Regions from separate parts of the Homo sapiens genome. Here region 2 is linked to region 1. A link is a contact called in ENCODE Hi-C or POLR2A ChIA-PET data. All regions are on one chromosome and are shown on one strand. Each heading gives the region's core, a stretch centred on a gene start or an enhancer-like site at or near the end of the contact. The rest is flanking DNA. Distances are from core to core; before and after follow the strand shown.

The links. Hi-C counts contacts between places; a loop is a spot of excess contacts on that map. ChIA-PET counts read pairs that join two places held with the same protein, here RNA polymerase II (POLR2A). Pooled maps may share reads with other maps.
Region 2: a map of GM12878 shows a loop between it and region 1 (8-fold over the local background). The contact joins two enhancer-like sites. A Hi-C loop is called at or near these places in 1 of 168 maps with a recorded cell type or tissue (GM12878), 5 of 37 single-sample maps with no recorded cell type and 5 of 50 pooled maps. POLR2A ChIA-PET finds 5 or more read pairs at or near these places in 1 of 52 experiments (HEK293).

The regions. Positions count from the first base shown.
Region 1 is chr11:94,471,851-94,476,115 of GRCh38, reverse strand. The region is part of intron 7 of MRE11 (MRE11 double strand break repair nuclease); the gene reads left to right. Among named protein-coding and RNA genes, the nearest start is that of MIR548L, 7.4 kb to the right of the region's middle. Within about 2 kb of position 2,480, at least 4 of the 41 ENCODE cell types and tissues checked have a DNase peak (open chromatin) inside an H3K27ac peak, as active enhancers do; they include GM12878, where a contact is called at or near this core.
Region 2 is chr11:94,600,536-94,604,998 of GRCh38, reverse strand. It overlaps PIWIL4 (piwi like RNA-mediated gene silencing 4), which reads right to left. Exons shown (of 20, transcript NM_152431.3): 12 at 3,020-3,204; 13 at 943-1,015. All of the region lies in intron 4 of PIWIL4-AS1 (PIWIL4 antisense RNA 1), which reads left to right. Among named protein-coding and RNA genes, the nearest start is that of LINC02700, 35 kb to the left of the region's middle. RefSeq lists an enhancer at 1,873-2,092. Within about 2 kb of position 1,803, at least 11 of the 41 ENCODE cell types and tissues checked have a DNase peak (open chromatin) inside an H3K27ac peak, as active enhancers do; they include GM12878, where a contact is called at or near this core.

The DNA.
Region 1 (4,265 bases), core at 1,231-3,730:
TTAATACCTACAAGAATATTTGTAACATAAGGATAAGGCATACACATGAATACTCCTCAATTCAACAAAAAGGTAGAATCTTTTTGTTGGATTATCCATTCCTTTATCCCATTCCTTTTCCCTGATCCCACCTGCTTCCCCCTATCCCAAAGGGAAGCATTATTAATTTTGAATTAATTATTTCATTGCTTTTCTTTGCTGTTTAATCACATGTATACTCATATTATGCTATATTTACAGCCAACTTATGTTCAGCATTACATTACTGAGATCCATTTTGATGCTTGGATGTGTAATTTATTTTTACTGATGTGTACAGTTATGCTTTGCCTCCTGTCAGTGAACAGGAGTTTTTTGCTTTTATAAACCTTGCTGTTATGAACATTCTTAGACATGTTTCCTGCTACATATATGCAAGTGTTCTTCCAGGATATACAAATATAGCTAGATTACCTTTCTTTTGTTAGTAGTTTTAAGAAATTTAATCTGTTGGCAGGGTATAGGATTGATTGAAAAGAAGACAGACTTGAAGAAGCAAGATTTATTATCTGATCACTGCAGTAAAAATGTGAGGTGGTGACAGTGATGGCAATGAAACAGAAATGGGAGGGACACACCGGAGAAGTTGTCAGGGAAGAACTCAAAGGATTTGGGGCCTGATTATATAATTTATTACAGTTGTCCCTTGGTATCCACGGGGGGTGTTCGGTCCAGGACCTAAAATCCTGGGATGCTGAAATCCCTTGAATAAAATGGTATAGCATTTGCATATAACCTACATATATCCTCCTATGTACTTTAAATCATCTCTAGATTACTTGTAATACCTGATACAATGTAAATACTGTTTAAATAGTTGTTATACTGTATTGCTTTAAAAATTTATATTTTTCGTTGTTATTTTTTATTGTTTTTTTCCTGAATATTTCGATCTTTAGTTGGTTGAATCCACGAATCTGCCAATACAGAGGGCCAGCTATATTTATTGAACACATTTATTGAATGCAGACTACTCTGTGCATTCAGTGAATGCAGACTTAGGTTAAATACTCGGTAAAAGAAAGGGTTTAAGAGGCTGACTTGTGTTACCTTATGTGTGAGTTCTTGAATAAACTGTGAGTTTCAAAGGAGGGGCAGGCCAGAGTTTAGATATGTGTGTGGTCTTCATATAACTTTGCACCACTGGGATTTGTTCCTTCTCTTCCATAGAGCTTCCCAGGTCTACCATTTTTTTGTACTATGCCAAAGTAGGGATGATGAGTTGAAAGGAAAACTCATAAGTAATTCTAAGAATTTAAGCCAAATGAAAGGTAGAATAGCAGCATTGGTAAGGGGAATGGGTAGTCACCATATGATGTTGATTTTTCTCATTGCCCCCCTCATCATTTGATTAAGGGAATGTGTAACAGCTTTCTCTGCTGTAAAGTTCCCATTTTCTACTTTTCAATTAATAAATATTTTTGGGAAAATACTTTGAGACTATGCAAATATCCTGTTTCACCTTAAACTTTTACTCGCTAATTTTAGCATCCATGGGTGATCTTATTTCCAGTAATTAATACTGTGGTATTTTAATTGTAAGTTTTGATTTCCTTCATTCTTTCTATATTTATTAATGGAATTCTTCTGTAAGGAAAATTTGTCCCTTCTTCTCTATTTACTTACTTATTTATGTCATTATGGACTTGAAGATCCAGTACTATCAGTTTTTTGGTTGCTACTGTTCCTCTGATTGTTGCAGCTTTGACCATTGCATTCTCTTTTATGTTGGCCTCTGTGTCCTTTCAATGTCTTCCCATCTGTTTTGAGGTCATGACCTTAGTTAGCTTTTTGGCACCTCAAGATGGTCTAGGCTCTTGGCTCTTGTAATGGCAAAAATCACAATTACTTTTGCACCAACCTGATATTTTCCTACCTAGCCCTGGAATCAACCATTTCTCCAAGGTGCTCTGATTCTTTTTATTGGAGAGTGGTATTCAGAAATCCACAAATGCGTACTAGGTGTGCTTACTGCTACCAGGGCTTGCTCAGCACTCTGAATGAACAGAGTTATGGGAATAGATATATGTGTATATAGTAACCCATGCATACATACATGTCTATATATGTGCTTAAAAAACCAATGATAAGTTCAGACTGATTCTAATCCAGCCCTACAAGGTCCATTTTTGTCTTCTCCCTTTCCTTACTTGTGACTTCTTTGTCTAACAGAAGCCTGGATCATATTATAAATATATATGTTTACTTATTTTTTCAATCTTGGTTTAATTATATTTCCAATCCTGGTATAATTTGAAATTATAAAGTAATTTCAAAATTGCTAACTCATACCCCTGTGCAAAACAACTTTCCCAACTAGGTTACAATGTTTGTGTAAGTTATTTTAGTCTTTAGCCTTTCTGTATCTAGTTGAAACCTAATTTTTCAAACTTACTTAGCTCATTTTCTCCCCACCCCCTTCACTGTGGTTATGTGGTTCTTTGGTAATGCTGTTAGATTCATTTGTCACCCTGTGCATTCTCAAGATACTTCTGCTTTCATATTTAAAACAAAGAAGGTTTTCACAGATTGGGTGAGAATCTTGAGCCTTCTGCATTTTGCCTTATTTCCCATTTGTTTCTCTACATCAACTGTTTTTTTCTCTTGTTTCAAAGAAGAAAGAATCTGAATTTGGAGATGACTTGGTCATGCAAAATCTTTCAACAAGGATATTGTGATCACTTCTAGGTCACAAATTACAGTCAGCCTACCAGCATCATCCTCCCTTCTTCTTCCGGGAAAGAACCAGCACTCAATGAAGGCACAATGGCATCATGTTGTATTTGGGAATTATTCTGCTTTTCTTTAGTAGTTGTGATAATCTCATACCTTAGATGTATGTTTTTTACATAAAAACATTCCTGGATACACAAGCCTGTATATTCTGTCTTCCCTGCATTTATTCTGCTTAGCCCTTCTGTTCTCCTTGCTGTTCCTTGAATTCACTGAACACATTCCCACTTTAGCACCATCTGCTCTTCTACTGCTTAGGACTTTCTCTCTCCGCGTACTGATGCTTCATCTCAGTTCTCTGCTCATTTGATGCTAGTCAGAGAGGTCTTCCTGACTACCCTGTGTATGTAGAGAGGAGTATGGCACTTCTATGTCACTTTTCCCTTTATTTTTCTTTACAGCACCTATCACTAACTGACAAGTTATACATGTGCATACTTACACACATGCATATACATCTTGTATTAGAGATTGAGTATCCCTTATCTGAAATGCTTGGGACCAGAAGTGTTTAAGATTTTGGATTTTTTGGATTTTGGAATATTTGCACATATGTTGGGGATGGAACCCAAGTCTAAACATGAAATTTGTTTACATTTTATATATACCTTATACACATGGCCTTAAGTTAATTTTATACATGTTTTAAAATAATTTTGTGCATGAAACAAAGTTTGTGTTAAGTATTTATGTGTGGAATTTACCACTTGTGGTGCCATGTTGGCACTTAAAATATTTTGGATTTTGGATTTTCAGATTAGGGACTCAACCTGCATTGCTTGTTTCCCACACTAGAACAAGGACTTTGTTCACTGCTGTGTCTTCCATATCTAGAAGAAGCCTGGGACATCTGACATAAAGTAGACAGTGTTTGGGTAACAGTATTTGTTGGGTGAATGGAAGAATATTGGTTTGGATTAAATGAATGCTTGGTTAAACTATGTGAACACTTTTACTTGAATCTCCAATGATGTAAGTTAATATTAGGGAAAACTATTCCTTCTTGTCTTCTATCACCTTGCATTTCATGTATCTTTAAATAATAACTGATATAGGTATAATACCATAGTTTGCATATCACTTGTTTATTTAATATTTGATATTGAAAACTCTTAGCACTTATGTGAGATTGATGTTTTTACTCCCATTATATTTATTAGTAAAAAGATAATGTTAAGAAATTACTGGACATATTTATACTTACTTGCATTTTCTGTGTGTTTTCTCTAGTATATAGTTAGACTGATTTATAGATTTCTACTATTGATAGAATTCATGCTTTTCTGATTGACCAAAGGGGAAATCCTTCCTATGTAAAACCTTTCATGATCTTCCTCCAAATATAGAATTGACTGCTTTCTCTTTTCGGGTTTCCACTTGTCTGTGTCCAATAAGTTTGTAAAGCTCTCAAGGTCAGGAGTTAGCATTGATGATCTTTACATTCCCAATCCTGTGCACACTTTCTGGTACATAGAAGGATGCAATAAAATCTT
Region 2 (4,463 bases), core at 554-3,053, 130 kb before region 1:
GTGAAGGGTATATGAGAGAGTTGTTTGTACTGTTCTTGTCACTTTTCTATAAGTTTGATTTAAGTAAAAAATAAATGCTCTTAGGGTGAGAATTCTCTGTTTCATATAAGATCCTTTAGAGTAAAAGAGAAACTCACTAAAAGAAAAGCAAAGAGATAGCACTTAGCTAGTTCAGTTAGTTTGCATGACATAACAACAAGAATGTTGGATGTTGAACTGAGTGAGCGAGGGAGGTAAGAAGGGTAGATGGAATGGACAGGAAAAGCCCTACAATAGCCTGGGGGTGCTGAGGTCTGGTAGAAGAGTAAACATTCCTGGGAAATAGGAATCGTTGAAAGATTTTTAAGAACAGGGATGTCAATTCTAATTTTTCTGGAATGTTGGGATGTGATGTAATCATGCCTTGGCCCCAAACAGTCTGCAAAGTCAGCTACACACACATGCCCTTTGGGAAATGAGGCAACTGTGGATGTCCCACCAGGTGATGCAGCACCGGAGGAAGTGGTCCTCTCTGAAATGCACAGAAGGTGGCAAGAATTCACAGGAAGCAGGAATTTGGGGCCATAGGTCACTTGGAAAAACCTAACCCTCCAAGAATCCCCTGAAATATAGGGAACACTGGATACCAACATTTATGTGATGAGGTGGGAGTCAGTTTATCTTAAATCTTAAGGAAAAGATGACCCCAATGAGTTGCAAAATATGCAGACACCAATGGCTGTTATAGGGGTAACAAGAAGTACTGTATTTTAAAATTAATATTAGAAATGTGGAAAGGAAATAAAATATTGATTAAAATACTAAGATTAATATTTTCTTCGGTGCTTTGGAGAAATGCATGGCAATTTGCAAATATATCATGGGAGGGTATGTTCAGACTGTAGATATAAAGCAGAACTAAAATTATAGATTAAAGGAGTTCAAAAAGTATCCTGTACTTACCAGCTGAACATCAGGATCAACATATTGCTGTATAGCTCTAACAAATGCAGCTGGATTTTCTTGTACTTTTATGCTACATAAAAAGATTAATTTTGAAGCTATGTAACTTCCTTCTTAGTAGCACATACTTATATGGCATTAGAAATAATACAAATAAATTTTCATAACAAACTAGTAGTTTTAGGAAAAATTATTAGAGAAAATAACCTTTTGAGTCTAAAATTGTTTCTTAAACTACAAAATATGACAAAAACATTTCGCAATAATTTTTACAGTGTAAAAAATGGTTTGGTAGAAAATCAGATCTTCTCAATTGTCCAGAATCCCTATAATCAATAATTCTGTTGTTCAAAATGGGGTTGAAAGTGAACTTTTGAAATCCCAAGTCTCACAGTATCAAATGTCTGAAAGAGTGTTCAAGCTCAACCAGGATTAAGATTTCTGTAAGAGTGAATTGCTATAGGAATCTAAAAATGAATGTTTCAGAAAACATCAGGTTAATGAGACCAAGATATTCAGCTAATTTGCATGATTTAGACAAAAATATCTTTATTTTCCTTAGTGGTTGCTTGTCTGGAGCCTGGAATGTCTAGCCTTAATCAGCGCACAAGTACTTAACAATTATCTGTTCTGTGCTTACATTATGTTAGGGGCCAGCAGCTCCAAAAGTAATTCTCACACACATAGGAATTTGTAAAACTAGTTTCTTTATGTAGAATCAGCCTCTTTTATGTGTATATAAGTGAACTGTCCCAATGCCCAGCGGCTTTTTAAAACTCGCCCAGCAGGTGACAGGACCATCAACCCCATGACTGCAGATACTAACAGACCTATGTGACTGGCTGGCCGAACCGTCTCAGCAACTAGATGGTCCTGACTCATCCAATTCAAACTCTCGCACTCTGACTCTGCTGCACTTACAGTCCACTCCTAAAATCATCAGGTGAATGTTTTAGAAGACAGAAGCTATGCATATAAATCTAACAGGTAAATGGATACTTCATGGAAAAAAGAAGGTTGAAATAAAATACGAGCTTTCAAATAAAACAGGCCAAGGACAGAACATAGCAATGGGCTTGTTCCAGAATTCACATGAGAAAGAGCCTGTGATGTCAGCCCAGGATCTGCGGACTGTGGCTTCTTTCATAATCATTTCCTGCTTTATTAGCTCATGGGTTTAGAGAAAGTAGAGCGGGTGAAACTCAATCCAGGCTATTTATTAACAGATTTGATAAGAGGAGAGTTCTAAACAATGGTGTTAAATGAGACTTTGGGATTAATACTTGTGCTGCTGATGCAATTAATTAGTAACTATGTGTTTAAAGAATAACTCCATTATAACAAAGAAAAGTATCTGTTCCTCTTTTCTAAGCATATCAGTTTCAGTAAAATGAGGCATGACCAACTTTATGGCTTTTCTAAAGCAAAACAGTATTTATTTTCAGTGTGATTGTATATGTATCTCTTACTCAATGAAAAACTATTTATTTATCTTTCTCATTCCCAGCAACTGGCATAGTATCTACACATATTAGTACTCAATAAACATTCTAAGAATAAATGGTTGACCTTAGTCTTATCAGAAAACTCTCTGAATGACTAATAGTATGCTACAGTAACAGAATCAGAAAAGCTTATTTGAGATCTATTTTCATATTAAATTTTAAAGCATAAAATCAAGTAAAAGTCAGGACATGCAACTTCTGTTTTTTAATATCCATTTCCTATTAAGTAAATAACTGATATGAAAAACTGATCTGAAAGAAGGAAAAACAGTTGAGAAGACAATATATGGACTTATTAAAGATTTATATCCCAACTGGTACTGGAAAGATTTTCAGGTAATGACACTACTGCTTAAGAACTGGGTACAAGTTTTACAAAGGCCAACATAAAATATATTCTAACTTTATAAAAGTTTAGTCATTACAAAATCTATCTACTTATGACTACTTTCTTGGCACTTTACATTAGGAAACTACTGGGATAAAGAAGCTTTTGTTGATACATCTGCCATTATTCCCTACCTTCTAACCAAACCAAATTAATATATGAACAAAATTCAATGTATTCTCACATTTTGGGGTAGTCCACATTAAATCCCATGGAACCTGCAACTCTTCTCAAGCAGTTCAGAAAGCTCTCGGCAACATATTCAGTTCTGTCGCTACATAAAATCAACCAGGTATTCAAAGACTGTGCATTTAAAATCTTGCAAGTTCGAATATCCTTGGACCAGTCAGCAGCAGACACAGGTTGACACTGAGAAAAATAATGATCATGAAAGGATTGAACAAATTTATTCAGAGAGCAGCTAAATAAAGACAGTGTGAAGATGGCCAACTTTTGTTATAACTGTTTAACACAGTTTGCTATTCAGTCTTAAAACACAGATGCAGGCACTGCACATCCGAACAGAATACATGTGCTTTCTGGGAGTGGAAGCATCTGGGCGTCATCCCAGGTCTTCCAGGCACTGGTGGCCCTTGGAGGTCCCTTTAACCTCATGATTCTCTGCGGTGCACAGAGAATGGTGTCTGATTCAAAGATCTCTGAGGTTCCCTTCCAGCTCTGAGTATCTATGCCTTTATTATGAATGACTCAGGCAAACAGCCTGTATCATTTTATCTTTTACTTTAAGCATCTAAATATCTCAGAGAATGCTGATTATCAATACTCTAGGTCATCATAATAAAACTAACACACCCTACAGAACAGTTAAGTGTTGCAAGAAGTCAGGGACCCCAAACGGAGGGACTGGCTGAAGCCATGGCAGAAGAACATGGATTGTGAAGATTTCATGGACATTTATTAGTTCCTCAAATTAATACTTTTATAATTTCTTATGCCTGTCTTTACTGCAGTGTTTAAACATAAATTGTGAAGATTTCATGGACACTTATCACTTCCTCAATCAATACCTTTGTGATTTCTTATGCCTGTCTTTACTTTAATCTCTTAATCCTTTCATCTCGTAAGCCGAGGAGGATGCATGTCGCCTCAGGACCTTGTGATAATTGCATTAACTGCACAAATTGTAGAGGATGTGTGTTTGAACAATATGAAATCTGGGCACCTTGAAAAAAGAACAGGATAACAGCAATGTTTAAGGAAAAAGAGAGATAATCTTAAACTCTGACCACCGGTGAGCCGGGCGGAACAGAGCCATATTTCTCTTCTTTCAAAAGCAAATAGGAGAAATATTGCTGAATTCTTTTTCTCAGCAAGGAACATCCCTGAGAAAGAGAATGCACGCCTGGGAGTAGGTCTCTGAACTGGCCCCCCTGGGCGTGGCTGTCTTTTATGGTCTGTAGACTATAGAGGTGAAATAGACCCAGTCTCCTATAGCGCTCCTAGGCTTATTAGGAAGAGGAAATTCCTGCCTAATAAATTTTGGTCAGACCGGTTGCTCTCAAAACCTTGTCTCCTGATAAGATGTTATCAGTGACAACGGTGCCCGAAACTTTATTAGCAATTTTAATTTCGCCCGGTCCTGTGATCCCGCCCTGCCTCCATTTGCC